Regions from separate parts of the Homo sapiens genome. Here region 2 is linked to region 1. The links are chromatin loops, found by intact Hi-C in ENCODE. Cell type or tissue: mammary epithelial cell. All regions are shown on one strand. Links, peaks and the distances in the headings refer to the core of each region. The heading gives the core; the rest is flanking DNA. Region 1 has its middle 65 kb from the start of KCNQ5. Region 2 overlaps RIMS1 (regulating synaptic membrane exocytosis 1).

Region 1 (13,712 bases), core at 1,749-6,748:
TGCAGTGGTGCGATCTCAGCTCACTGCAATCTCTACCTCCCAGGGTCAAGTGATTCTCCTACCTCAGTCTCTTGAGTAGCTGGGATTACCAGTGCCCGCCACCATGCCAAGCTAACTTTTATAGTTTTAGTAGAGACAGGGTTTCACCATGTTGGCCGGGCTGGTCTCAAACTCCTGACCACAAGTGATCCACCCGCCTCAGCCTCCCAAAGTGCTGGGATTACAGGCATGAGCCACTGTACTCAGCATTATTATTTTTTTGATTACACATAGTAAGAATCAATTCTTTTCCCCTCAATTTTTACCATAATCTTACAAGTATTTTTTCCATCTAATTTATATATTACTATATCACAAACCTTACCAAAGACAGATTTTCTTTCTATTGCAGCTATTACCAAACCAGGCACATGTAATGGAACATTTACTATCAATTAAAATGATTTCTGGATTTTTACAAACTACCAGGAAACTAAAATCTTTACAGGAAAGACAGCAGCAGAATTCCAGACATACAAATATTTCATTAACATATGCTAGAAATAGACAAATCTAGGATATTAAATCAGTGCTTCATCTAATTTAAACAAATCTGTAATAATTTGATGGCAATCAATCTCATCTATTGCAACCAGCTTCTGATGCTGTCGTGTTTAGCAAATTTGGGGCTAGTATCCACTTTTACAGTTGGACTATTTTGATATTTTGGACATATTGTAAATAACTTTTCAATGTGAAAAAGAACAGAAAATGCGACTAACATAATTCACTAGTTTTATATCTTCATATAGTATATTCTATTGCCATTATTCCTTGATATCACAGTCTAATTTAATGTGCATAGGCATGAAATAGAAGTAGAGTGTTAGATCTAGAAAAAATCTTGGAAATCTTCTAATTCAGCTTCTGCAGATGAGAAGTTGACAAGCAAAAGATACAGATACTGACTTTAAGTCATTCAGCAAAGTAGTAATGAGTTTAACTGGGACAAATGTACTGACCAACATAAGCAGTGTAAAAGTATTTTCTTTTCTTTTCTTTCTTTTATTTTTATTTTTATTTTTTTTTGAGACAGAGTCTGACTCTATGGCCCAGGCTGGAGTGCAGTGGCACCATCTCGGCTCACTGCAAGCTCCGCCTCCCAGGTTCATGCCATTCTCCTGCCTCAGCCTCCAGAGTAGCTAAGACTACAGGTGCCCGCCACCACGCCTGGCTAATTTTTTGTATTTTTAATAGAGACGGGGTTTCACCATGTTCCGCCCGCCTCGGCCTCCCAAAGTGCTGGGATTACAGGCATGAGCCATCGCGCCAGGCCAAAAGTGTTTTCTTACACAGTAAAATTAGAAAAGTAAATGGGTGTGAGAAGGATAGCCATCACAACAGTTTGTTAAATATTTCAGAATATCCCCTAAGAAAAAATTTGCCTCTAATATAGAATTGTTTTGTATTTTATTTTTTGGTTTAAAAAACCTTGCTTTCTCTTAGTTAATATCTGGCATCACTCAATGCTTCCTAATTACAATTAAATTCCTAACTCTATCCTTACAGATAGAGCAGTATCAGAACAAGTGGACTCTTGCCAATTCCCCCATCACTCATTTTTGTAAACTTTCTATATTTGCCCTCATCCTGTGACTAACTCAAACCTATAAAATTCTACTGTGTAATTCCCCTTTATCTTGTACTGAAAAGTCCTCTTCCCCCTGCAACCTGAGATACGATTGGAAAATTCAAGCCGTTAGTAAATAGCATGCATTCCTACGTTGGAAAGCAGACCACCTGTGTACACAAAACACCTGGGTATAAAGACTGAAGTCTCCTATTATTGATTCAAAACATGAATATCAATGGCAGAATTCTGGAATATTATCAGATAATATTCTCAAAGGTGCTAATAAACTAAAAACTTCACACAGTGCCCTGTAGATGTTGCTTCAATTTCTCTTCAGGTTTTCTTCTTTTCATTCCTTTATATGCAAAGTTGCTGGATTTAGCAAATAAAAGAGCAAGATGCCCATAACATTTGAATTTCAGATAAATAAAGAATTTTTTAGTATAAGTATGTCCCATGTAATATGTGGGACACAGTTATACTAGAAAATTCTTTGTCATTTATCTGAATTTTAGTCATAACTGGGCATTCTGTGTTTTGTGCTTTTTGTTTGTTTGTTTGTTTTTTGTTTTACTGAGATGGAGTTTTGCTCTTGTTGCCTAGGCTGGAGTGCAATGGCATGATCTTGGCTCACAGCAACCTCCGCCTCCTGGGTTCATGCAATTCTCCTGCCTTAGCCTCCTGAGTAGCTGGGATTATAGGCATGTGCCACCACACCTGGCTAATTATTATTATTATTATTATTATTATTATTTTTAGTAAAGGCAGGGCTTCTCCATATTGGTCAGGCTGGTCTCGAACTCCCGACCTCAGGTGATCTGATCTGCCAGCCTTGGCCTCCCAAAGTGCTGGGATTACAGGTGTGAGCCACCGAGCCCGGCGTTTTTTTTTCCTTTTTGAGGCAGAGTCTTGCTCTGTTGCCCAAACTGGAGTGAAGAGGCATGATCTCGGCTCACTGCAGCCTCCGCCTCTCAGGTTCATGCTTCAGCCTCCCTAGTAGCTAGGACTACAGGTGTGCACCACCATGCCCACCTAAATTTTTGTATTTTTAGTAGAAACAGGTTTTCACCATGTTGCCCAGGCTGGTCTCGAACTTCTGAGCTCAGGCAGTCTGCCCTCCTTGGCCTCTCAGTGTGCTAGGATTACAGGCGTAAGCCACCACACCCGGCCGGGCACTCTGTATTTTACCTGGCAACTCTAGTTATATGCAAATACCTTGGACTATCTCTAAAGATAATCTGGTCTTTGTATGAGTTAACAGATGATTTTTATATATTTGGAGGGGAGAGATATTCAGTTAGTAACCATTCTATAAACTTTACCTCAAGACCTGACATGGAAATTTACCAGACTTGGTTTACCGGGTGGTCCACTGCTAGGAAAACATTTTCTAAAATGGCCAGAAAGCAAATATTTTAGGTGTTTTAGGTCGTGTAGTCTCTGTCACAACTATTCAACTCTTCCTTTGTCATGTGAAAGCAGCCACAGATAGTGTATACATAGGTGGGTGTGGCTATGTTGCAATGAAAGCTTATTTACAGAAACAGCTGTCAGGTTGGATTTGGCACACAGTTTTCCAACCCGTGGCACAATTGAACTGGCACATAGATGACATTCCAGTGTCATTACATGTAACTTATTGGAAAATCAGTCCGACATATTGGATATAACTGGACTCTTCAAAATTATAAAAATAGCAAGGTCATGAAGAGAAATGGAATAAAGCTTTTGCACAAATACTCTGCTGTATCCCTCTGCCACAGTAAGTAGATGAGAATGAACATAGGCTCATTTGGGTTTAAAACATTAATTGGAACTAATTAAATTTTGCACATTGTACTATTTCATAGTTGGTAATACAAAGAGACACTGTTATTCAGCCAAATTATAACTTTTTTGAAAAATTAATGAAAATATTTAAAATTTAAAATGGTGTTGGGGGCTGGCAACTCAGAGATGGAAAATTTAAACGAGATGAATAACACTGAAGAAGGCAAGTAAAAAGGCATCTCGTTACACAAGGGCAGCTGAAAGGCAGACAAATAACAGGATACGGCTGGTAGGATAAATAGAAGGAGACAAGTCTTGAGTAGTTTCCATGACTCATTGCTGAGCCACAGTAACCAGAGAGGCACAGAGACTGATTCAAAATGCATACAGGAAAAGTGAATATGGCATGCAGAAAGAGGAATAAAAAGAGCCAAGAACCAAGAAAGGATGAAATGGAATGATGTCTTAGAGAGATAACTTCCCTGGAGAGACTTCTGGAAAATAGAGACACAGAAATTGGTTTTGTTTATGATCTCTTGCCAGCAGCTTCTTGTTTACAATACAAGGGTTAAGTCAAAGATGACAGGTGTACCTGACAATGACAGGAAAGCATTTTTACAGCAAGAGTGTTTTGCTGTCCTAAGGGTTTAGTCTAATAGAAAGAACTCAGGCATATATTTAAAATCAATCATGTGTCTGACAGCCAACGATGCATTTCAGATAATCCATTGGGACAAATGTTTCACTTGCTAAATTTGAGACACACATAAGAGATGCAAAAGCAAATTGAGCGGAAAAAAAAGTCACTTTATTTAATAAGTTTCTTTTTCCCTTTCCATTCATCATCAAAGCCAGAATAAACCTGACACAACGGAAATGACTAAAATGAAGTAAAAAGGTAGTTGTCATTGAATAGTTATCCCCATGGCAATAGGAATAGACTGTGAACACCAAAGAATGAAAGGAATGAATGAATAATGAATGAATAAACACAATATGTATTTTGAGAACTCGGAATCAATCTGATGGTTTTGGGATGTGCCAGAAAAGATACACAAGAGTCATGATATCAGAAATGACCAACATTCTGGCTTTGCTAGAATTTGCTAATTTGTGAGATAAAATTCTTCCCATGTTAGAAGGCAAATTTAGAGGAAATAGCCCAAGATAGCTTTAGCTTTAGCTGCTGCTTTGTTATTATCATGAAAATAGTAGCTGAACTACTCTTAAGATGAGAATTTATACACTGTGATCAAAATAACTTTAAAAAATATCTCCAGCTCCTGTGTGATTCTTTTTGCATATGTCACACTAAAATGTATAAGAAAGTCTTTATTCTGATGAAGTCACTAGATATCATCAAAGGAAAAATTTATCTTGCTGGAGGCATAATAAAAACCTTTATTGAGCACTTCCTAAGTGTCAGGCATGGTGGTGAGTGCTTTGATAGTAGTTTCACAACAACCCTGGGAAGAAGATATTATTAATATCTCTATTTTTATATGGAAAAAACTGAAGCCCAGAAAGGTTAAGTAACTTGCTAAGGAACGCAGCTGAGAATTGGCAGTGCAGGGATTCTACTGCAGGCTGCCTCACCCCAAAGTCTAGGTCTGGATCACAACTCTACATTGTAAGGTTTTCTGCATGCCTGGACTGAAATATTTGGTAATTCACTACCCATGACAACAGTGCCCCCCCTAGACCTCTTTAATTGGCTTTGGTCGTGCAAGAGTCCTTTAAGAGAACTTTCCCGTTCTGGGTTATAAACACTGCCTACCTCTTAACTCATGATGCTGGTTCGTGGCCAGAAAGGTGATTTTAGTGGGTCATCTACCACTACACTGATTTCTAGAGTTGATTCTGTTGTTTTACTGGCTAGGCAGGTGTGTCCTTTCTCCCTCTCTTCAGTCGGCAAGCAGCCCTCCAGAGGCCCATTCTTTGGTCATGGATATTCATAGAAGGCATTCAAGTTTCCTGATTGAATTAATCATAGTGTGATTGACCACTCAGGGCGGTTCTCTCCAATGTATGGTCCTGAAAACTGCAAAGTAGCAACACCTGAGAGCTTGCTAGAAAGGCAGCTTCTCAGGCCCCACCCCAGACATACAATATCAGTGTCTTTGGAGTGGGGGGCCTAGAAATCTGCATTTTATCAAAATCCCAAAGCAAGTTGCAAATATATTAAAGTTTGAGAGGCATCAACTTAGGGGACTCCCTATGACTATCACTTTTCCTCATATTTAGAAGATTCATAGCTCTGTATATGGGGAGTCTTTCGGACCCATAATCAGTTCCCTGCGGAGCCCAGGGCAGCTACTCCCAATCTCAGCTGACTAGAGATTCCCTGGCTAGAGATAGTAGATGTTGAATGTAGCCACATGTGAAAATTCTTCCTAAGTTGTTTTCATAGAATTGCAAATTGTATGTTTTTATGGAGCCCTAGTTCTCCTCAAATTCCCAAAGAAATCAATGACACCAAAAGCTTCCCCCTGGGATGCTCCTCGTTACTCCTTGTCTTTGGTATACTTCACTGCATAAAAGAGCTCAAAGCTGAGACAAAAAAAAAAAAGTCTACATAGAATTCTGTTCAATTTAAGATGATGGAAATCATGGCAGCTGAAAGTGAAAGTTAAGTAATAAATTTGTGATAGAGAAACACCACTCCTGCACTTTATTCCTGACTGACTCGGCAATCACCTTTTCCTGAATGTTTATTTAATATTTAAGAGTTTAATTTTGATGAACTGCTTAGTGCCAGAGTCCTATCCTGCCAAGCAAGAGTTTTATAGTCTACTTGAAGGGCTGCCATGAGTGCATAAATTATACAAAATTAATAAAAACAAAATAAGAAGTTGCAAACAAAATCACCAATTATTTACATTTACAAGCGGGACAAAACTCTATATAAATAGAACCTGGCAATCTTATTCATGAGCAAGCCACAACAAACAATCTATGATTTTTTTTCAAAAAAGCAAACTAAACTTGAGTTTCAATCATCCAGAAACAGAGGGCCTCAGTGCAGATTGCAAGCAAATCAAATGGCTGAAATTTCTTTTGTGAAAGTGGTTAGTATAGATTTCCTTTAAATTTAAAATTAATTTTCTTCCCATTTCTTAATCTTGTAATAAAGATTTACCCCCACCTGTTTCCACATCTCACTTCCTCCTTGTCTATCTCTGTATCTGTCACCCTATCCTTGAAGTTTTTGCAACTCTCTCCTTGTGATCACACAACTTATTTTAGATCTGGCCAGAGTTTCTTCATAAGCCTTCAATCTGGACTCCTAACACCCAGAATTTAAATTCATTTTGCATCCTGGACAAAGTAGGAATGAGAGACTTGTAAAGACAGACATAACATGAAGGCAGATGCCAAACAATAGTGGCTTAAGGAAAGACAGATGTCAAGAAAGTAGGAGAGAAACGAATCAATAAATACATGAGCAGAAAGCTAGACAATCAGGGAGAATAAAGATCTTATAGAAAGGGAGACAGGACTTTGCAAGATCTAAACAAAAGGACCTCAACTAATCATGGTCTGGGTATCTGAAATTTAGCACTTACACTTTAGTTAACTTAATCACTTATAAATAAATAGTGTAATTATTCTTCAACTCTGAGTGTACATGTCTATACCATCAGGTAGAATGGTCAAAATCATGGTTATATCAAAATTTAAGTTAAATATGCTTTAATTTTTTAATATGCTATTAATATCAGCTTAATTATTACATAGACTGCATGTAACTTTTCATAAAGGAAAAGTAAAGAAGTACTTTGGCAAGTGGGTAGTATAGGAAAAATGGTCCTTAATATAGTTTTCAAAAGCATCTCTGAATCCAATGGTTGATCCAAACAGAAGCAGATTGTCAAATGTGCCGCCAGTTGGTCTTCTAAGAGGAACCAAGCACATAAATCTCCATTTTGGCTCTCATGGGGTTCTACTATCATTTGAGCACTAGGTAAGCATTTCTGATGCCTACCTTGTATTTGAAAAATGAATTATACCAACAAACACGCTAAATATATTGCTTAGGGATACTCACATATGTTACAATAGTCTTTATTAAAGGAAGGAAAAGCTGAACACAAAATTTAGTATAGAAGTTACCTCCCAGAAGGAAGGCAGTGGATTGCAATAAGGAAAAGCACAATGGTATTGATGATATTCTAGTTTTTAAATTCAGTCATGGATGTGCATTTTATTACTAGCCATCATAACTTATATCTTGCATAGTTTTATATGCAGAAAATATTACATAATAAAAATTTCAAACAAATCATACATAAATTTTATTATTCTACCAAATCCATAGAATGACAATTCAGAAAAAAATTTAAGTTGTGAAAAATTCACATTTGAACACAATTATATAGGAAATTAGATAAGATTTATGCCTTAAATATTTTTCTAATTGATTTGAAAGCAGAGAAGGCAACAACACTGCCAAAGAAGTCAAGCAAAGGACACCTGGCCCTTCTGTTTCTTGGCTGTTCATGAATGTAAGAATGAAAATTTTGTCTTTTCTCAAAAATAATTAATAACCAATTTTCCCAGAGGAATTATAAGTTTAAGAAGTAGGCTTGGATACATTTCAAAATGGAATGTTTTTCGTACATACTAGGATACTATGTATTTTAGTTAGGTTTATAAAAACAATCAGAAATAATAAAGATTTCTTGAATTGATGCTTTATCCACACATTTGAAATTATCTTAGGATATGGATATATAAAATAAATGAAGATTTAGCCACAATGAGGTAAATTTATAACTTCTTAAATGACCATGTCCTGAAGATGCTGATTTATTGGTGCGTGGGTGGGATTCAGGGCTCTTGTCAGATTCAGGTGATGAAGTTAAAGTAATCTTTATCAATGTAGCAGATTAGAGAAAAATGGAAAAATTAGTTAATACAATGTAGAATATAAGCATTATCCCAAATGGTGTTGACAAGCTGCAATGGTAGACCAAGCCAAAGAAAATATATTTAATAGGAGTAAACTGTAGTAAAAATGTATATGTGAAAACAAATAAATACCAGTTACCAAAAGGGAATTTGGTCTCTGCATTAATAGAAATAGAGTGTTTAGAAGGAGTGAAGTGATTATTCTCGACTTTGAACTGGTCTGCTTGTACTAGGGAAATTTTGTATTCACTTTTGAGTGCCATATCTTATAGAAGATGTTGAAGAAAACAACCCGGGATAAGAAGTTTCCTCGAATCAACATACTATATGAAATAGTGGGAATCTAAGCCAAGGAAGAGAAGACATGGCAGGGAGGGGAAGATGACATCTCAATAGTGTGTACAAACACTTTATGATCCCTCATGTGAGTGAGGAAATGATTCAATTTGCACATTGTTGTTTGTGATGGTGAGGATATGGCCAAAGAAAGGAAGAATTACCTAATAGTTATTCTTCCTTGGAGATAATTAAACTAAGGCAAAATGCTATAAAGGAGACTCAAATATTTAACATAGACTTACATTAGATTAATTTTAGGATTAATTCCAAATCTAAAGATGTGTGTGTATGTGTGTGTGTGTGTGTTTCAATTTATTTACTGTTTCCAATTAATACGTTTTTTAAGATTTAAAAAAATTATTATTTCAATAAACTTTTGACTTAAACCAGAACACAGGCAGAGCAAAAACAAGAATCAAGACAGTCTAGAGATACTGAAGTTGAGAAAAATATTAAAACAAAGAAAAATCAAATATGGTGACCAAGACAGCCTTAATGTTCTCCCCAGCTTAACTAACCTTTAGACAGGCTTCTTCCTGATTCTAGGCCCTGACTTCCCTTTTCTTAGAGCATTTACTTTAGAAAACTTTCAATTGTACATTCTTTCTCTGCTTCTTTGAGATGTATATTTTCTCCCAGCCTCTTGCCAGTTTAACAACCCACTAATGTCTTTCTCAAGGACCTGGGAGCTATTCCTCTGAAAGGTAATTACCAAGAAAAATAGTGCTGCTGTCTCCCAGTCTTAGAGGTGGGGAAGGAGACTAACTTTTTTGGGCACCAATTAGCAAACACAGATGGCATAATCACAGAGAAGAACATTTGCAAATTCAGAAATAAATAACTCAATGTGCTCAACACATCCCATTGATCGTCCTCCTCTAAACGTCCTCCGGCATTTTTCCACTAGCTCACTCCAGTATTTAAAAACTCTCCAGCTTTTAGTTTTAGTAGAATTTACTTCAAATTGGGGTCTCTCTTCCAATATTGCAATTGTCCTGAATAAAATCTTCCTTGCCTGTTTAACTTTCTGCAGTGCAATTTTTGCTTTGACGATGGTAGCCAGGGTAATGTCCAAGGGTAGAATGCCAGGCAAGAAACCAAAGTCTATGCACGTACTACCATCCAGCAGACATTTTTTAGTGTCTATTGGCAGTCTGCCATAGCAAGAAATATAGCATGTATAGTCTAGTAGCATAATAAGGCATTGCCACAAATGACTTTAATTCAGTTGAAAATGAGCAGTAGCTTGAGAGATCTTATTAAGTTCTATGAAAGAATAATAAAATTCTATGGTTGATTTTAGAAACCAAAGGCCCAAGAAGCGTATGTAAAACTGCAGCAAACAAGAATGAAGCAGGAAACTTTTGATATAGCTAATACAGGGGCAAGAGTCAATTACCAGGCATAAGTAGTAGCAGAGTTGTTGAGCAGATGACATAAAGTACAAGAGGTGGAAAGAATGGCAGAACTTAACTCTCCGCACCTCTTTATTACTATGTGGTCACCATAGAGATCTGTGTGTGTATATATATATATATACACACACACATATATATATACACACACACACATATATACACATATATATATGGTCTATGTGGTCACCATAGAGATAATATATATCATACACACACACAAACACACACACACACACACACACACACACACACACACACAGAGATATGTTCCAAAGAGCTGGAGAACTAGGGTGATCAGTTGTCTGATTTAATAGTATAAACAGTAACAACAACAACCAATAATAGACAGGGCCATGCCAAGTGTTTCACATACTTTACATCATTTAATTCTTCCTGAAATCAAGTGGAGAAGATACTGTTATTATCCTTACTTGGTAAAGAAATTGAGCCTCAGAGAAGTCACACAGTCAGCAGAAGCTGAGTTGACATTTAATCTAAAGCTGATTACAAAACCCATAGTCTTATATAATTAATCCAGTGGTCCTCAAATCTAGCTAAATATTAAAATCACCTGGAGTTCTACTGAAAACATCAATATCTGAGTCCTTTTCCTGGAGATTAAGATTTAATTGGTTTGGTGGGTTTGGGGAGAGAGGGGAAGCAGGCATTTGTATAAAAATGTAAAAAATAAAATTAACCTTTCTCAGGGTGACTGTAATATGCAGCTAATGTTGTAAACTATTGCGCTAGGCTATTCTGTTTCTCCTCCTACCATTTGTGTGGCAGAAATAATAGCATAAATCAATACCAGCAGAGACCAAACTGGCTTTTCACTGCTTCCTCACCTCTAATTCACCTTAGAAAATAACAGTCTGGCTTCCACACTCACCATCTGAGGCAGGAATTATACAGGGTGGTCGCAGAATAGAAAATTCCAGGCAGCAATTGCACATGACTAAGTGAAAGCAAACTGTTGAAACAGCTACAGAAGCTAAGGACTGATAAGACCCTGAAAAACAGGGTGTGGACTGAGCTGGCTAAGACTGACTGGACCCAACACGGCTTTGGATTTGAGCTAGGTTCCTCCTAAGACCTCATTATCTACTCATTGACAAAACTAAATCACACACCCGCCAGTGCCACGACAGTTCCAAGAATAGCCACATGGGGTAAAATTGAGTGTCACCACAGTTCTGAGAAATCTCCATTTTTTTCCAGGAATTTCATGAAGAGTCCACCCCCTGGTTATAGAAATCCATAAATCTAGAAACCCCAAACTCTATTGCATGACTCTTTCTTGAGTACACCCATATTACCGTCTCCCGAGTATGTACTTTAGCTTTGCAATAAATCTCCATACTTCCACTATTTTCTGACTCATCCTTGAATTCTTTCTTGCAATGATGTCAAGAGACTGGACATTGGCTGTAATCGAGGTCCCACTGGCATTTGAGGACATCCCACAGCGTACCAGTATCACATCCACTTAGACTACAACATGCTGCTAAGACTGCCAATTAGCTCCATCCTGACAAATCCACAGTCCTTTTAATATTATATCTTCCTGCATTATTTGACACTAATTAGAGAATCATTCTTGAAACTATAACTCATTTTGTAAAATAACTTACCTATGGAACCATCCTGTGCTTCTCACTGGATTTTCTTCCTTGGCCCATCTCAGTAATTTAAGTATTTCTCAGGTTTTCCCCAGGATTCCATATTCACCTGCTACCTTTCTCATTCAACACAATCGCATTCCTGCAGAGTTATCTCACCCACTGCACATTATCAACTACCTGCTAAGAAGAACAAACTCCACATTCCTATCCCCAGCCAAGTCTCTGTCTTGGGCCTCAGTTCTACATATCCAGATGCCTATCCCAAATATTTCCACTTGATTCATTGTGGACCAAGGGTGCCTGGACCTTGGGAGTTAAAACCCAGGAGCCATGGGTCTTCTATTTTATGCAGGACCTGTTCTTTTATGCATTGTGTAGGGGGCATGGTGATCACTTACTCTTCAGTTCCTGAGAGTGAAATAAACCCACCATGTCTTCCAGGCACACCTCTAAAGCCTCAAGGCGTTTGTCCTGTTGATGTCAAAGCAAAAGTTTACTAAGAGTATTATTTTAATAGAATGTTAAAGAAACAGAAATTAGGAGAAGTGTATCCTGCCAGGTCCTTTGCCTGTTTCCAGGTTCTTCTATACACAATTATTCTATTGGGACCAAAAGCAAAGGAAAAATTGCTTGCAATCATGGTTGGTTTGCTGTTTCCTTATTCTGTCTCTTTGTGCTGCTAACTATAGCTAGAATACAATATTCAGGATTTTTTTCCACTTCAAATATTTAAGAAATATAATTTTTTCCCAATTACTTAGTTATATATAGCTGATATATTTTTCCACTTTTTTTCTCATTTCTGAGATCACATTTTTAAAAATATGCTGACTTCAATAGAGACAAATTGTCAGTTATATGTTCCAATTTTAAGATAAATTAATGTTCATTAATTTTACTACATAAGGTGAAAATACACTGAAAGAAATCACTATATTATTAGTTATTTAAAATTTTATAGCATTCTTAATAGTTACAATATTTGTGATGATAGTGATAATAACAGGTAAGCTATTTTCTTTAGTGACACTTTTTTGATAATTTATATTGTCTATTACTAAAATGTTCATCTTAAAATTTTTTCTCTAATATATCAGAACACAAAAATATTATAGCACCCCTTTGGTTACTTTTACTAGAGTTATGAATGAGTAATAATTTAAAGTTATATAAATTAAGTATCTGGCTCAATAATTAAAGTCCAAATTTATCAGTTACAAACCCAGGAGGTGCATGCTCAATATTAAGTAATAATTATATGGATTACATGGATAATTATATAGATGAGTGCACCATTTCATTTATAATAAAGTACAAGTGCTTTGCAATTTATATTAAGACAAAAATCCAATTAGGAGATTTGCAAATATAGTCATTCTATTACTGAATATGTTAACTTTATTATATGAAAATCATTTCCTCAGTGCTAAATTATTAAATCAATTTCGGTTACAATTTCCTTTTGCTTACAAATTTATATGTATACTGTGCATACTTGACCTAATAATAGTCAACAGATTATTCCTTTTTGCTTTATGAGTTTAACATAAAATATCATTTTTACTGTGCTCTGTGTAAGACTTGCTGAAACTTTCTATGAACACAGAGATTCTCTAAGATACTTTAATTTTTCATTTCCCATTTCAAACAAAGCTCTAAACTGGGAACTTTAAATAAGATGGTTTATAGTCTAATTTGTGATAGAAAAATTTGAGTCAGATGAAATCTATTTATTGCCTTTTTCAATATTAATCATTTTATAGATAATTAATAGGGAAAACACTTTAGTTTCATGGGTAATTTACTGCTAAGAATATTCAATAAGTTATTCAATTAAGTATGTAATAGGTACGTTTATACAAAATCAAGAAATGAATTTTACCTGTTCTTTCAAAATGGAAGCAAACTCTAAAATTAAAAAGTCTTGTGATCAATGTGACTGACTGATGCGCTCCAGTTTATTCCTGAGTAATAGTTTTAGGAAGAAACCAGAACTACCTGTACACTATCCCTGGTCAGTCCTAGCAGTCAGGTATTTGG
Region 2 (17,896 bases), core at 6,343-11,342, 410 kb before region 1:
GGCGAGATCACAGGACCACAGGACTGGGGCAAAATTAAAATTGCTAATGAAGTTTTGGGCACCATTGTCATTGATAACATCTTATCAGGAGACAGGGCTTTGAGAGCAACTGGTCTGACCAAAATTTATTAGGCAGGAATTTCCTCTTCCTAATAAGCCTGGGAGCACTATGGGAGACTGGGGTTTATTTCATCCCTACAGTCTCGACCATAAAAGATGACCACACCCAAGGGGGCCGTGTATAGACCCACCCCCAGGCGCATATTCTCTTTCCCAGGGATGTTCCTTGCTGAGAAAAACAATTCAGTGATATTTCTCCCATTTGCTTTTGAAAGAAGAGAAATATGGCTCTGTTCTGCCCAGCTCACTGGCGGTCAGAGTTTAAGGTTATCTCTCTTGTTCCCTAAACATTGTTGTTATCCTGTTCTTTTTTCAAGGTGCCAAGATTTCATATTGTTTAAATACACGTGCTCTACAATTTGTGCAGTTAACGCAATTATCACAAGGTCCTGAGGCGACATACATCCTCCTCTGTTTAGGAGATGACAGGATTAAGAGATTAAAGTAAAGACAGGCATAGGAAATCACAAGGGTATTGATTGGGGAAGTGATAAGTGTCCATGAAATCTTCACAATTTAAGTTTAGAGATTGCAGTAAAGACAGGCATAAGAAATTATAAAAGTATTAATTTGGGGAACTAATAAATGTCATGATATCTTCACAATCCATGTTCTTCTGCCATGGCTTCAGTCAGTCCCTCTGTTTGGGGTCCCTGACTTCCCACAACAAGTTAATTCATAAAACATGTATTACTTGAAAATATCACCAGTTGTTGAGGCAGACATTTTTGGACTAATATTTATTGGGTACATAATATTATTGTAGTGTTCTTAGTTGCATATGTGTATGTCATATATCCATATATTTTTATTTAGTTGTTAAGGTAACCTTATTACTATCTCCATGTGACACATGAGAAAATTGAGTCATAGCACAATTGCTCCAGGTCATGCTTGACTTGCTACATGCTTCAGTTGGAGAATGGTATTACTCAAATATGGTCACTTTAAACTCTAGGCCAGTGCAGACAAATCTCTTAAGAGACTCATTTAAATGTAAATTTCTTGGGCCCGCCCCAAACATCTTATACTATCATATTATGTTCTAAACATAGAATGTGGTTTAGTAATGAAGTAATATCTCATTTATCCAAAACTCAGCTCTCTATCAACTTCACCTTTCTTGTCTGAAAAACAGATATTTTTGGACTAATATTTATTGAGCACATAATATTAATACAGTGTTATTTGTTGTATATGTGTGTAAAATATCCATATGTTTTTTATTAATTGTCAAGACAACCCTATTACTATCTAGTCATGACAAATGAGAAAATTGAGTCACAGCACAATTGCTCCAGGCCATGCTTGACCTGCTTCATGCATCACTTTGAGAATGCTGTCTGAAAAACAGACAGGCAACAGGAAATAAGCAAAAAGGTAATGTGGAATTTCACAAATAATTTGATCATGTCAAATCCATGCCATTAATTCATAAGAGAACTTAGTGTACTCATAGTTTATTCATAGCTCTCTCTCTTTTTTTTCTTTTCTCTCTTTTTTTTTTTTTTCCTGATACAGAGTCTCACTCTGTTCCCCAGGCTAGAATGCAGTGGCTCAGTCATTCATAGCTCTTAAAATCTAGGTTTTGTTGCTAGCCTTCAAGTTTGTAGAATGCGTTAGAAAAAAAGAAAGGCTGCTCCAATTTAGCAGATATGCTGGGTGACAAGAATCTTACAACTTCAGAGGATATTCAAAACTAGAAAAACAGACACAAGAATTCAAAAACTTGCAGTCTGGATCTGACATGCACAGTGCAGCTGGCTTGCACATATCAGTTGGACTTGACTATTTACAGTTCTCCTTTGCTGCAGCATGAGCAAATAAATCCACTTCTTCCAGTGATGGCTATAGAGAGAGAAAAGAGTATGTAATTTAGAGTCAAATATACTCCATTTGGAGTAGTTTCAAATCTCAGCTCATCTACTCACTGACTGTGGATGACACCAAGTTTTCTGCAACTAGGTTTTTTGTTTGTTTGTTCTTGGTCTATGAGGCAGTCATAGCAACAACCTCCCTAGATAGAGTAAATAATGCAGGTGGGAAAATTCCCTATCAGGATACCTAGCACATAATGGAAATCCAAAATCTTTCCTTTGTCATCTTCCAAAAGCATGAAAGATAGTTACAGAGGGTGGGATATGGTGTTAGGCAGCTGAGGACTCAGATCCTGGCTGCATACTTATAAGTTGGATAACTTTAGGAAAATGATTTCAACTCTCAATGCCTCAGTTTTTTCATTTGCAAAGTGGAGTTAGTAATGCCTATTTTTCTAGGTTAATATAAGAGTGATCAATAATATACATACAGCACCTTTAATATATTAGGCCTTCAATAAATGATGATAGTAATGATTATATTTCTAATTTTCAATGTCTTCCTTTAAAGACAATACTGCAGATGTGTTATACATTTTGGAAAGATTTGTATCCTAAATCATAAACCATTAGTATTTCAATATAATTTATTCATCAGGTTCCTGGTTGTTTATAGGGTAATGTTTAAGCCTTACCTTCATACAGAAAAAATACATACTTTATTATTGTGAATTTTTATTGTGATATATATTTATACTTATAAAAATATGTATATATGTGGATTTTCATTTTTCCTTCATTCTCAGCATTACACACAGCTTTATATCTTTATTCTTACAACATTAGCTTGTGTAGATTTATTTTGAGATGAGAATTTCAGATTTTAATACACTTTAATATTGATATTATTACTGTTCAGGAAAATAACAGAAAAACATAGTTAGGATTCTGAACTTAGAAGTGTAAAAGAATTAAAACCTGGCTTCTCTACTCATGAGTTTCGTAACTTAAGATGATCTATGTAACTACACTGAGTCTCAGTTTCTTATTCATAGAGGCAATAATATTCTCTACTTAGTATTTGGGGATGATTACTAGCATTTATAATGTGCTTAACATGATACACATTATAAATTCCTAAGATGAGGTAGGCTAGTCTATTTTTCATTTGACTGTCACATTTGATAGTGATAGTAATAAAATTTGATCACTTAGTTTTCAATAATTAAGTTCTAAAAAAGAAATAAAAATACATTCTCCCTCATCTCAAGGACAACACACTTAATGGATAGACAAACATGAACAAATACCAGTAAGGGTCACAGATGTTTTAGATGTTTTGAGTAAGTTAAATGGGAGAAAGAAAGGGAGTGATTATTCAACCTGGAGAGATAAAGGCTTTCCAGAATGTGACATTCAGTTTGAGTACATTTAGTTCAAGCACAAAATTTTCGTTAAATGATAATAATAAATATATAATGCAGAAGACTGGATCAAAATGCTGCATAGAACACATATATAAACACCTCACCACCCACCCAAAATTCCTTTAAATAACAAGGAGAATTCAGAACAAAGTTAAATGTAAGAAAAGGTGTTATTAGCAGACCATAACTTTTTAGATACTCCTCAAAGACAGAAAGCCCAAAAGAGTTCATTAATAAAAGCAAACCACATGTCAGCTCAAAACACAAGCAATAGAAAATTATTACAAAGATAAAAGCTGGAGAGTTTATTATGTTTAATGATACTCAATATAAATATTAAAAGAAGAGGAAACTGTCAGTGCAATTATCATGCATAATGTCACCTCACTGTCAAAAATATCATGCATACTGTCAAGAACATTTGAATTCACCTCACCTCCCAACACTACTCCTTACATGTCCACTTAAAGAAAAAATGCAGCAGCTAACTCTCTAACACTTGAAAACTTGTAGACAGTACTCTAAGGAAATTTAGCTACTTATTTGAGGAAGATGCTTAGAATGGGCATCGGTGTCTGAGAATGAATGTTTAGTGTGGGTGTCAGGGTATGAGGGAATAGGAGAGCCTGAGGTGACTTGATATCCAAAACTGACGTGGAAAGGAGAAGAAAAGAAGTTAAAGCAGCTACATCACAGGGAAATTCACTAGGATATTCTACAATCAGAGAACAGCCAACTTTGTTTCAATAAGTGAAAAATTGAGAAATGTTTTTGCGGGTTTGGGTAGCAGTGGGTGGTCACTGCCATTCTGCACATGTGTAAGATGCCTAAGTGATAAAACAAAGCCAGTCAGTCAAGGTACCTACCCATTTACACCAAACCCACGGTGACCCCATCTGTTTAGAAGATGGGGACCTTTAGAAAATAACCCTATTACCTGCACAATGGCAGAAGAAATTCATTCCAGAATGAACAAAGATGATTCCATGACATTTGAAATAACAAAGATTTGCATACACCAAATAAAAACAGTCTGCTGAGGAAAGGGGCAATGAGAGGATAAGAATGAGTTAGGAATTAAAATAGATTTGCAAAAATTATCTTTAAAAGTCAATAGAACTGGTAAATAACAGACAGAACTGAGGACAGAATCAGTAATCTATAAGATAAATATATGATATTTTCACTGGTTTAAGAAAAACAAATAGAATGTTAGAAGAGTTAGTCATAGATGCTTAACCAAGGAAGTCTAACTTCAAGTAATAGGAGTTCCAGAAGATGAAAAAAGAAAATAATCGAGAACATAAATACAAAATAGAGGAAAATATTCCCAAATTGTTAAGCATGATTGTTGAAAAAATACTTACACAAATATGCATCTTGGTGGAATTTTATTACTCTTAGTATAAACAGAAGAATCCTAAAATATTTCAAGAAAAAAAAATGAAAAGGTTTACTTACAAAGAAAGGAGAAACATTGCATTCTGATTTATCTTTAACAAAATGTTAGAAGTTAATTAAGCAATATATTCACTGTTCTGAAACAAACATAAATTTTTGAAATCGAGAATTCTGTATCTAACTGGTTGTGAGGGCAAAGTTAACAAATTTTTGGACGTGAAAACATTCAGAAAGTTTACCTTTTACATTCTCTTTCTAAAATAATCACTCCAAAATTTAGTGCAAAAAATGATCAAATAATATTTACTTTAGGAAGATAAGGATGACTTAACACCAAAAAAATCTAACAACATAACTCAGTGTATCAAACAAGTAAAGTATAAAATTATATGATTAAATCAATAAATGCTTGAAAAATGTTTGGTAAAATTGACAGCCATTTCTAATGAAACACTAGCTTTAAATATAATACAGCCTCCTAAATATAAATAGGAACATTTACCAAAAATTAACAACACTTATTATTTTTACAGGTGAAACACTAAAACTATATTAATAAAAATCAAGGAATGGGACACTAACCGATTATCATTTAACATAGTCTTGGATGTTTTAGTTAATATAATAAGGCAATAAAATAAAATAACTAGAATAAAAGTGGAGAGAAAGAAGTAAAGATGTATCTTTTTGTTGACTATAAAGTTGTATACCATAATGAAAATTATTGAGAAATTTAGTGAGGTGGCTAAATATAAATTTGAAAAATCCCATATGTATATCCCATAATTTATTCATCATTCTTGTTGTTTCAAGGGTTTTTAAGAACAATACCACAGTTTTCCTTGTGCATATATTCTTAGTAGCATTTTATAAGAATAAATTCCAGAAAAAAGTTATTTTCAAACTGCTTTCCAAAAATGTTTTAGCAATTCAGCAGTGTTTGAAGGTATACATTTCTCACATAGCACCAATAATAAATGTTAGTACTTTTCTTGGAATCTTGTGAACATGATACATATAAATTAACATTGTATTATTAATTTAATTATTTGTATTTCTTTGATTTGTTAAGCTTATGCATTATTTCATGTGTTTTGAGACGTTTAATTTTTATTTTTCTGAGAATTATTTGCTCATAACCTTTGCTTATTTTTCTATTGAGTTGTATTTTTCTTGTCCATTTGTAAGCATTCTTTGTATATTAAGTACATTAGCATTTTATATATTAAATGTGTTTTAAATATATATATATATTCCAATCTGATATTGTGTGTTTACTTTATAGCTTTCTTGTTTTGTTCTTCTGTCCTAAAATTAAGATGCAAAGTTGTCTGCAAAAATTAAGTCTATACAATCTTTTTTTTTTTTTTTTTTTTGAGATGGAGTCTTGCTCTGTCGCCCAGGCTGGAGTGCAGTGGCACGATCTCGGCTCACTGCAAGCTCCGCCTCCCGGGTTTACACCATTCTCCTGCCTCACCCTCCCGAGTAACTGGGACTACAGGTGCCCACCGCCACGCCCGGCTAATTTTTTGTATTTTTAGTAGAGACGGGGTTTCACCATGTTAGCCAGGATGGTCTCGATCTCCTGACCTCGTGATCCACCCGCCTTGGCCTCCCCAAGTGCTGAGATTACAGGCGTGAGCCACCGCGCCCGGCAAAGTCTATACAATCTTAATGCAAAGATCGTATGTGAGTCTGTGTGTGTGTGTGTGTATGTATATGTGTATAGACGGTTCAAAAAGGTAGGTAGACTTTCCTCCTTTTAACTTGTAGGGATATCTATGATACATTTTTATCTAAAAAAGCAAGTTGCTAGAAATGTGTATACATCATTTTCTTTAAAGAAGTTAATTGATATATACAAATGAAACTTATTATTTTCAAATGTACAATTTAATGTTTCTTAGTAACTTTCAGTGTTTCTTGGTAACGTTACAGAGTAATGCAATCATCAGTACAAACCAGTTTTAGAACATTTTAATCTCCCCAATAAAATCCCTTAAGCCCATTTACAATTAATCCTCATTCCTCTCCCCAGCTTCAGGCAAAAACTAATCTACTTTTTATCTCTATAAATCTGCTTTTTCTGGATTTTTCAAATAAATGAAAATCAAATAATTTTATATATGTGTAAAAATGTTTGTATACGTTTGTATGAACAGGAGAAAGCTGAGAAGGCATACACATCTGGCTGTTGACATTAGTTAAAGTCAGAGAAGTGGGATGAGAACAAGGGAGGCAAAACAAAAACAACTAAATAGACACTCTTAAATAAAAAATAATTCAACAAAAAAATATAAAAAGTAAATTTGCATAAGGCACATTACAAAAAATGAAGAAATATATTTTAAAAAATCAACTATAATGAACAATGAAAAATCATTTTCACTATCAGATTGACAAAAATTCAGAAGACTAATAACACCCAGTGTTGTTGGGGGTTTTGAGAAGTGGTCACTATCTTATGTTGCTGGTGGAAGTGTAGGTTACTACTGCTTGTTGTGAAGGGCAATTTGTTAGCCTCCATGAACATTTAAAAGGAGTTTACCATGAACAATTCTACTTTTATATTTTTAAATTCTAGGGAAATTACAGATGAGCAGTGCTATATTTTATAATAACTAAATTAAAATTCCTATAAACACAAACATAAATGCATATAACTGTTTATATGTATATATATGTAGATACACACACGTAGGTATACATAAAGATACATGCCTGTTTCTGTGTGTCTGTGTGTGTGTGTATGTGTGCATATAGTGTTGGAAGGATACATATGAAAAGACTCTGGCCTTTTCTAGGACCTAAAAAGTCCTATTAGAGCTGTAGGGCTCCTCGTCTTCACCACACCTCTCCCAACTTGATCTCATCCTCTCATATAATCCCCTTCACACACTGGTTACTTTGCTGTTCATGAGCACACCAAGTAAGGTCTTGACATTTTCAGTTTCCTATACCTAGAATGACTTCCTTTATAAGTCTGGCCCAAGGTTTGTGCCTCTGCTCATTTGGCATCTCATCAAAGAGGCCCTTTCTAAAAACTTCTTAAAAAGCACTGCCCACCCACTGCTCCTACTCTGCACTGGCCCTTTGTGCTAATTTACATTTCATATAGCACTACCTAACATAGTATATATTGTCAGTGTATCTGCTTCTTCCCACTAGATTATAAGCTTTGTGATCTTGGAGACTTGTTTCCCTAGGGTCTGGTTAGTACCTGGCACATAATAGACACTAAATAATATATATTAAATGTTATGTGGATGGACTAAATTATAATAGATTTGGTATGAAGGGAAAGTTTCAGATTTCAGTTCTTAATATATATAGTTCTTTATTTTTAATATTTTTTTCAAAAGAATACATTTCCCTAATGTGTACATTGTTGTTTTATTAAGTTATTTAAAAATCACAGACCAAATGCAAATCAATCTCTCATCTTTCCAAATTAATTCAGGAAGCATGTTTTTAGTTACATTCTTCCAAATCACCTAAACAAATTCTAGCTTAAAATTAATTAAAGGCCTTAATTTTACATAAGAGGCTTGAAGATTGATTTAAGATATTACATGAACAGTATGAAGGAAACAGCAAGTTAATTTCTTTGTATTTAACTTTGTGGGATAAATGTAGCATTGGTCCAGACAGGGAACAGCTTACCTTATTTCTACTATTATGAAAGAAAAATGTTCCTCATTCTTGTGGACGTCTGAGCTCTGACTAAGTGGAGCTATCTTGGTTTAGAAAACTGTTCTGATCAGTAATCTATAAAAGACTGATTTATTTTATTGTGACCTTTTTTATTTAAAAAAAATCACTTGAACTGCCAACCTTTCTAAAGAATATTGTCTTCACTTTAATGCTTTTAAATGTATAATTATCAGCAAGGAACACTATTATTTTAGTTTCTGTATAATCCTATCTGCCAAGTAGTAACAGAATTAAAAATCAGAAATTATATTGGTAACATAGTTAAACAGAGGCTACAGTCTGTAAGGAGGTTATCTAGATATCAAATAATTCCAAGGTATTTCAGTACATTTAGAATTTTAAAAATTCTTTAATATTTTCCCTGGTAGAATTTACAAAGCATCAGGAAGAGAAAATGTCCCTGTCATACAGTATGACAGATAATGGTTAAATATTTCCACTTGGCATGATTACTATATTTAAAACTTAACACCTTCCACCCTTTATGATAGTTATTTGTATTTTGTCTGAGTGTGTGAGAAAAAGCACTTTGATTTCTCCAACAAGAAAGCAGAGCCCTGTTATGTGTGTTAGTGCTGTAAGACCTCTAACTTCCCAGAGTTTTTGAGATCAGAAAAGAAGACATTTGGATTGCATTTCCCATCTTCAGATTATCAAGGATTACAGACCATTTTAGTTCAATTTCGTATTTCTGTCCTTAAGAGACATCAACATTTATATGATATATACTCAAATATAACTGTTTTCCTGTTGTCATATAGATGTAAAGATACTTTTTAGCAAAAGTACATAGTTTTCCTAAGGGTTTGGGGTTGAGAAAAGTAAGTTGGGAACAAGTCTTCAAGGAGGGAGGAATTTATTTCTTAAGATGGTGATGTTCTCTATCCTTCCACAGGATGGCAGGAAAAACTTGGTAATTTACCCAGTTGATGAGTAGTAGGTTATACATATCTGTATTTTAAGGTGGGTATGACTTCCAATATTTCCAACAATATTTTGATAGACATTTCTGCATATCTTCTAGGAGTAGATGTTTTCACTAATAGTTTAACAAACTATTTGAAACAAATCTATAAAGTTAGCCATCTAATAACACAGTTGTGGAGTTTAGATAAAGATTCATTGAGAAACTGTATGGTCTATGAATATATGGGAGGGATAATAAAAGCATCAGTGACATAGTGCCAGACAGTTGAGCATGAAGGCCATCAGCATGCTGTTACTAGAAAATAACTCTAGTGGAACTTTTAATGCTATTAAATTTCCAAATTCCCTCCTCCCCCTCAAAAAAAGTTTAAATGTACTTCCAGGTTTTGGGTATTTAAGTCAAATGACTAGTAAATCTGATAATCCATTATTGTGACACTTGGTAAATTAGAGGCTGCAATTTGAGGCAAAGTTCTCATTAATAAGTTACATTTTCCCTAAGAATAATAGTGTTGAATGGTGTCCAGCATGCTTAGTACTCAGAAGAATAAAACTTGCCTTCAAATGAAAGAAAATAAGGAGAGTCCTAATTAATTTTCCTTACATTTTGACATTTTATAAATTTATTTAAATTTTACCACACAATTTAAATAACCCGTGATAGAGTAAGTACTAAAGTTTTAAAGTTTTAAATAAGTGTTTAAGCATAGTGAAAAAAATCTTTGGTGTTATATTTTTAAAATGTGTTTTTCAGAATTTCATGATAAGTCACTAGACTTGGATTAAAGTGGTTGGTTCTCACCTCAGCTGAGCTATTAGTAAAATGTATCACTGTGGACAAGTTATCTAAATGTAGTTTCCTTTCCTAGAAAGTAACAGGTATTGAATTAGGTGGCCTATTAGCTTCCTTCAAGTTCTAACATTTTTGTAATAAAAATATTTTTACTTTGTGTTCTTTGATAAAATATTTTATATTATGCTTTTAAAACATCTATTAAAAGTGACATACTGCATTTGTCTTAGTTGCTAGTGGGTCTTTTAAATTTTGTATGATGTCCTATAAGAGATCACTGTTTTTAAATTTGTACACTAAGTATGTGACTGGAAATTAATTTAATCTGGCCCCTCTAAATATCAAGCCATTTAATATTTTATCTCTTCTGGCAGAAAAAAAAATCATTGGGTTAACCATTATTGTCCTCCCTTTATAGGAGAAAAGTAAATTGACCTGCTATATTTACAAAGCAGGTATGCCTAACTCCAAAGATGGTGATTCCCCCCCTACAGTGCCATTTTAAATGAAAACACATTATTTTTTCCTTGGAACAAAATATGTGGTATTTTGTTATTATTTTAAAGTGATATTCTGACAGAAAGTAGTAGAACATCGTTTTATGTATTTTAACAGGTTAGATGGTAAATTCCTTGTCTATGATATGACCTCTTTCTACTTCCTGAAAAAAGGAGACAATTATTCATATATTATTTTCAAAATCTATCAGAGCTACCCCAGATCATCAATAAAAGATAGCTCTTTTATGAGTGGTCACAGACTGATCTCAGTGTGAAATCACTGTCAAATAACATTTTCCATTATGTATATAGAAATGAGGTTATCGCCAGCTTAAAATTAAGCAGCAATCATCTTGCAATGACAGTTGTTTCTGCTTTATTATAATATCATTTCCATGGTAACTAAACAGAGCACCATAAAGGAAGGATTATGCTAGCAGGTGTGAAATAAACAGCAGGAGGACACTTACAAAAACTTTATAAAAACTTGAAGATAGATGACATTTTTAATAAACATTGCAACCAACGATAATACATATGGACTTAGGAAGGGAATAACAATTTAACCTAGTATATGAAGTACATGGTTAAAACTCTTCTAATACTAATTTATTAGAAGTAGAGAAATTTATGCAAACAGCTTTCTCCATAGGACAGTTTTATTAAGCAGGCTATTTTTGCAAATTCTTTGATCACCATGTAATCGTGATCAAAGAATTGTGATGTGATGTATTGGTATGTAGTGGATAAAATTATGTCCAGAATATAGTGTTCATGGTGGTTGATGTGCCTGTTTTCCTTTATTTTTAATTGAAAGCTGTTTCCATTTGTTTCTAACATATAGGCTAGTGATAAAATTCTCTTAAATGTGATATTTATCTCAAGACTATGAGCAGAAAGATATATTATTTCTTTTTAAATATATACGTAGTTGTGGTTTCTGATAGAAAGAAATACATTTTAGATGACTGGGATATGGATTTAGCCTTGTTTCTATTTCAATTTGAGCCATATCAAAATAGGATATTGTTTAAGTGCCATGGTTTTGGAGAAAAGACAGTCAGCTTAAATTACTTAATGAGAGCTGGGCATCATAAAGAGAGTCCAAAGCAAAATACTGGGTTCACAATGTCTCAACCTATGGCCTTGGTATTTGGGAAAAAATGGTCAATTCCAGAAGGTAGATCTTGGTGGAAGTCAGGATGAAGTCAAGAGGCTGTCAGCAATGGAATGTGGAAATGTGTGCAGTATTTCACAGCTTCTGTGATTATGGGCTATGGTACTGAAGGCAGAGAAAGGAAGGTTCTACGTTGAAACCTTGGTGATGAACCAGCCTTCTATCACGCTGTGTTGGTATTTAGTTGATGTTTAGCACTGCCTGTGAAGATCAAACTCCAGTTTGAGCAGAGGTTGGCTCCAGACAATGCCAAAGAGGATACAATTAATTTCTAAACATACTTAATAGTTTCTACATTATCGTATTTTTACGTCTTTTCTGCTAGAAGCATTGCACTTCAACAAATGACACATTACTGCATAAAGCCCCATTTCTTGAATGAAAACTCTGAGCCATCTATAGTTTTTAGAAATTAAAGGATAGCATATGTATCCTGGAATTGGTGAGTAAAAGGACAGGGAAAAGTAAAGAAAGGTGAGGATGGCAATAATAGCAAGTAAACATGTCCTGGACCACAGTATTTTGGGTGGATAAAATTATTGCATGAAATTCATGGCTTCCAGTTCTTCCACTATAGCAGCGAACGCAGGCCCGTATTACTAAAGCAGCATATCATTATTTAACCAATTTAAGATACAGTCACAACAAAAATGACAACTATTCATTATGCATCTATTAAGTGTTATTCAAGCAGTTGGCCATTAACAAAGTAGTGTACTTTAAGGCCATATTCATTTTTACTCAAGATTACTTCTTGCCAATGCCTCAATGGTTCTGAATTTCAGAAAAGCAGCTAATATGCACTCTGTTAGAGAATAAATAAGGAGTAACATCTACTTAACTTCTTGAGTAGAGCAGGAGTTTGAGATGGAAGTTCTAAAGAATGTGTCTCCTGTCTTCATGAAATATCAGTGATGTAGTATTTTTCTTGGTCACTTTGCCCGCTGGGGTCCTCCGTGAAGAGACATGTATCAAGACGTAGACATTTATCAAAATGAAAGTAGAGGATAAAGACAGCTCAAAAGTCCTAAGGCTGCTGACATGAACAGATAATTGGTGGCTACAGTTGTGCCTGCTAAGATTTGGGTGCATGGGGCTTCGCTTTGGTTAGCTCCCATGGTCTTCTTTTCCAAAAAAAAAAAGAAGCCTTCAGGTTAAAGACACTCCATTTACCCCCAGCACCTGGCAGGATTTGCAGGATAATTGCCCAGAATTAGAATATTGATCTAGTTTTTTACATTACCCATCCCTTTTATTTCTTTTGAGCTACAGCTGGAGATCACTGATTGGTTCACAGGAATGAGGGTTAGTCTAAAATGCAGACAAAAACTTAAAAACAACTAATGAGACTAGAATGTAATGACAAGTGTATGATAAGGATTTTTTTTCTTTCTTTTTTCTTTTTTTTTTTCGAGATGGAGTTTCGCTCTTGTCACACAAGCTGGAGTGCAGTGGCGTGATCTTGGCTCACCACAACCTCTGCCTCCTGTGTTCAAGTGATTCTCCTGCCTCAGCCTCCTGAGTAGCATAATTTTTCTCTCTCCAGTTCTTTTGTTAAAAACAAATCATAATAGAACTGAGTTGTTTGTAAAATAAACTTTAGTCTTATACTTGGCCTGATTATTTGCATAAAGTGCAGCAAAAATAATTATGTTTCCCATAGGCTTTTTAAAATTGGCTTTGATGGAATTCTGCTTCATAAGGAATCTCAGATAAGACCTTTTAAAGCCAAGCCCAGCCATGGGTTTGCACCTTCAAATACCTATGAATTGGGTAAATTCCTCTCTTCTTGATGTCCCCAAGATAACTTGGGCTCCTGGGCCTATTAGAAAGTGACATTTTTGGCCAGGTGTGTCGGCTCACGCCTATAATCTCAGCACTTTGGGAGGCTGAGGCAGGTGGTCCACAAGGCCAACAGATCAAGTCCACCTGGTCAACATGGTGAAAGCCTGTCTTTACTAAAAATACAAAAATTAGCTGGGCCTGGTGGCACACTCCTGTAGTCCCAGCTACTCAGGAGGCTGAGGCAGGAGAATCACTTGAACCTGGGAGGCAGAGGTTGCAGTGAGCCCAGATCATGCCACTGCACCCCAGCCTGGTGACAGAGTGAGACTCCATCTCAAAAAAAAATCAAAAAAGAAAGTTACATTCTTTACTGACCACAGGTTAGGAACCCCGTATAAAGACTGTGTAGACAAGTTAAGAGGCCAGTGTTCCCAAGGGGCTTTTATTGGCTCTGCAAGTCAAGCTTGATTCCTTAAAGGGAAGCACACCCTTCCAGTCAAAGCTTTGGCAAAAACAAACAAACAACAACAAACAAAAAACAGTTTCTCCAATTGCATCCTGTTGCAAGAGAAAATGGATTCTTATTGCACTTATGCAAATAGCTATATTGTCATAAGTTAAGAATACTCCCAAATCGTTTCCAAATTGTGGAGAAACCAGGCAGAGAGAAACAAATACGCTGGAAATTTTGTTCACAGAAGTATACCTTACTCAATTGTTAAAAGCTGTAAATAGTTCAAAATAAAAATTTTCTTGACTCTGAGAAACAAAGGATCAGCAATATTTTAAGCAAAAAGTAAAAAATGATTACTTCAGTCCTTTATTAGTTTAGTTCATTCAGTTAATTCTTGTTCTGCATGACATTCATGAGTCCTGAACATTTTTCCTCTATTTTAATGTCACAATCTCTACAGCTATCGGAAACTGGCATTGTCTCAAATATTTTTAAAAAGGCAAAATCTTTACGCAACAGGAGGGAAGACTTAGCTTTCCAAAAAATCTGTCACGTGTCTTTCCCTTCTTTCTTCAGTAGTTTATTTGCAAGGCAAACAAAAATCTTTCATTATCCTTTTATGTTACACGAAAATCTTGTTCAAGAGGTAGAAAGCTTGATTTCATCCTTGCATTACTCTACCATTAAGGTCAAGCCCATTTTTTAAATAAAACCTTAAGGATAAATCTTAACCAGTTTGACCATGAGGTGAAATTCTTATAAATCTTTTATAAACCTTTACAAATTTTTGTTAAAGAGAAGGTTAGTGCCTTTAGAAAACCCTGTTGTGCTTTTATTTCAGTGTTCAATTTACCAAATTGAAAAACCAAATAATAACCTTTTGAATTTAGTCAATATGTTCATACACAGAATTTCTTTTACAAGATTAATTTTTACAAACCTTCCACACCTTGTTCAAACCTTTAGATTTATTTAATTTAAAACAATCCTTTAACCCTCTAACCTAGACAAAAATTTATATTCCCATGCCTTCTTATAATCTTTTACTAAAAACACATTTTACTTTCCTTACATACCTATCATGTAAATCTATTTTAAGTAGTCTCAATTACATGTTATAATGGTAATTCTTAGCAATTTTAAATTTTGATGTAAAACCTAGTAAGTTATTTTAATTATGTACTAGGTGTAGATACGGTCTGACTCTTTCCAGCATAATCAGGGGCATGGTTAACTCCGTATGTCCCCAGACCTTACCAACTGTAAAGCAGGCAAGTCAAACGATTTTCAAAAGCCAAAGAAGCAGTTTATGACCTTAAAGCATTTAGCAAACCTAATATCTGACCTGTATAATTTAGACCACATGTCTACATTTTGAAGACATTTTTACTTTACCAATAATCTTTAAAGCTGTTTTTATTTCTCAAAGATTAAAGTCATATGAATTAAAAGGCATTACAGCTTTAATTTTTCCTTCAAAAATATTTGATCTATGCATTTATTTTTCTTTAGTCAATTAATTAGAGCTCTTCTAAATAAACATCACATACATAACACATATATAACTACACAGAGAGACAGAAAATTGAGTAGTTGTAAGATTTTTCATTGGGCAGTTTCTTAATTGGATTACTGGCCTCAGGGTGGAGCCCTTGAAGAAACAGGGCTAGGAAAGCATGTGGTTTCTAGGGCCTAATAAGCAGGCATATCTGAAAGACAGAAACAAATTTTGAGAGGGCTCTATCCTGGGGGTTCCATGAGGAAAACAGAAATTTTTTCCAACACAGGGTCAGTGGCACCTCCTCTGTTTCCCAAGGAGTCCCAGGCTATCAAAAGCTATTCTAGGGCCTCTCATGTGTGTGTGCATTAACAGTGAAGAAAAATAATTCCATTGACTGAGAAGAAAAGAATGTTTTTCTGGCAAAACAAGATCCACAAAGAGAAAAGACATAAAGGCCTTTTAAATATACCTATAGCTTGAATATCCACTTTTAATTAAGCTGACTTTTAACTATAGTGCTCTGTTTTTAAAAAAGTCCTTTTGAATCTTTTATTACCTGACCTTAGCCATGGTATATGGCCAATACTTCTGGGTTTTGAACTCATAGAGGGGCAGAAAATACAGAGATTTTTACCATTCCTGCAACTATTTTGCACAGAGAGTGGCCAGAAGTCCAACTGGCAAGAAATTTTATGTTTTTGCCAGCATCCCAGGCTTCTGGGTTCCATTCCCCTACACTGTGGAGCCCTATTGACCCTGGAGTCCTGTGATGGGGAAACAGACAAAGAGGTTACCTTCATGTTGTAAAAGTTAGCCCCTCCTCAAGAGATTGCTCAGCTAAATTTGTAATTTCTTACCAGCTCATTTTTAAGCCAAACAGTTTAAGGCTTCAGGAAATTAAGCTTTTTCCAGTTTGGGGGATTCATCTGAGGGGTGTGTCCTGTGGTACAGGGACACAATTAACCATCTGGGAAGAGAGGATAAAGGAGAAAAAGGAAAAAGAAAGCATTTATTTTCCAAAGAGTCCCAATGATTCAAGATGCACTCAAGAGAAGTACAGACTGAAGATGTTTGGTTAACCATCTGGAAAAAGGAGGAAAAGGCATCCCTTTGTTCCTTTCTCTTTCTAGAAAAACCTGGGATACAAGAGGGGGAGAAAAAAAAAGATGTCCCCATTTTCTCTTCTATCCTTATATCCTCGAGTCCTGGTGACCTTGGCAGTGCCATCCATGGGTGCCAGTGTGACCTTCACCACGTAGCAGGAAGGCCTAGAGGGTAGGATTATTTGCACTCACCTAATGCACTGGCCTATACTCCCTGCTGTCAGTAACCTTGAGTTCCCTATACCTCATCTATGCCATGGATACGAGCATGACCTCCTTCCATGAAGTGGGGAGCCCAGTCAGCAGGAATTAGTTATGCTTAACTATGTTGTGCCCCTAGACTTGTGCTGTCACTAACCTTTGGGTTTGCGGAGACTTGGGTTTTTTTTTTTTTTTCTAGGGCTTCAATCGAAAGCTCAGGATTGAGTTTGGGACAAAAAGGTGCCTCAGTAGGGTACACAGACTCATTAAATTAAGTCCAAGGTGACCCTCATGTTTGCAGTCAGTGACTGGTGGGGGTAGTTGGGGCCACTTCTCTGTTGCTTCCCTATCATAAGCAGAGTGCTAAGGTGAAGTTGTGGAACCAGGGCCTCCTCAAATAAGGGAGAGAAAAGGAGTCCCAGGAATTGGGAACCTGCCCTAGTAAGATGCCTCCCCAAAGGAAAAAAAAAATCTGCCACGTAGAAAAGCTCCCTTTATTCACAGGACTTTGTGAACTCCTGACATGGTGGAGGAAAGAAAAAAAACAGCTTAAGTGCCTGTGGGAAAAAGCCTCTTGTTCTATGCAAATGGATTCCTTCAACAGGGGAAAAAAAAACTTTAATTGCTGCATCCTCCCTGTTTCTAAGAATAGACAGAAACTGCATTTCTTATGACTGGGCCAAGTGCCCATTCTACCCAGTAATATCTGTGTAGTTTGCAACAGCACCTTTAACATTATAAAAGAAGAGCTAGCAGCCATCACAATCCATGAAAGAAAGAAAAAAAGTACCATTGAAAAGTCTGGGCATCTTGGCTAACACCCTAACACCCCCTCCAGTTGCAGACTGGAGCCGGTCTAGGGGCCTTAGGACAACAATGAGGTGTTGCCTTGGCCAGATGCCTTCAGTTTCCTCAGGACCTTATTCTGATCCCATGTGACAGCTAGACGTCTGTGAAGGGAAACAAAGTGAAGATT

What was found. Peaks named below come from ENCODE experiments on the same cell type or tissue, not always from the same donor. Only the 100,000 strongest peaks of a DNase experiment are listed, where the experiment ranks them.
Region 2: it touches region 1 in a loop (4-fold over the local background); 1 of 110 quality-filtered maps calls a loop at or near these places.

The regions. Positions count from the first base shown.
Region 1 is chr6:72,549,984-72,563,695 of GRCh38, forward strand. No RefSeq gene overlaps it. Among named protein-coding and RNA genes, the nearest start is that of KCNQ5, 65 kb to the right of the region's middle. In mammary epithelial cell, for the core only: no CTCF peak of the experiment used is centred there; DNase peaks (open chromatin) are centred at 3,688 and 4,288; H3K27ac peaks cover 3,420 bases.
Region 2 is chr6:72,131,614-72,149,509 of GRCh38, forward strand. The region is part of intron 4 of RIMS1 (regulating synaptic membrane exocytosis 1); the gene reads left to right. Among named protein-coding and RNA genes, the nearest start is that of RIMS1, 250 kb to the left of the region's middle. In mammary epithelial cell, for the core only: a CTCF peak has its summit at 9,372 (motif pointing right); no DNase peak of the experiment used is centred there.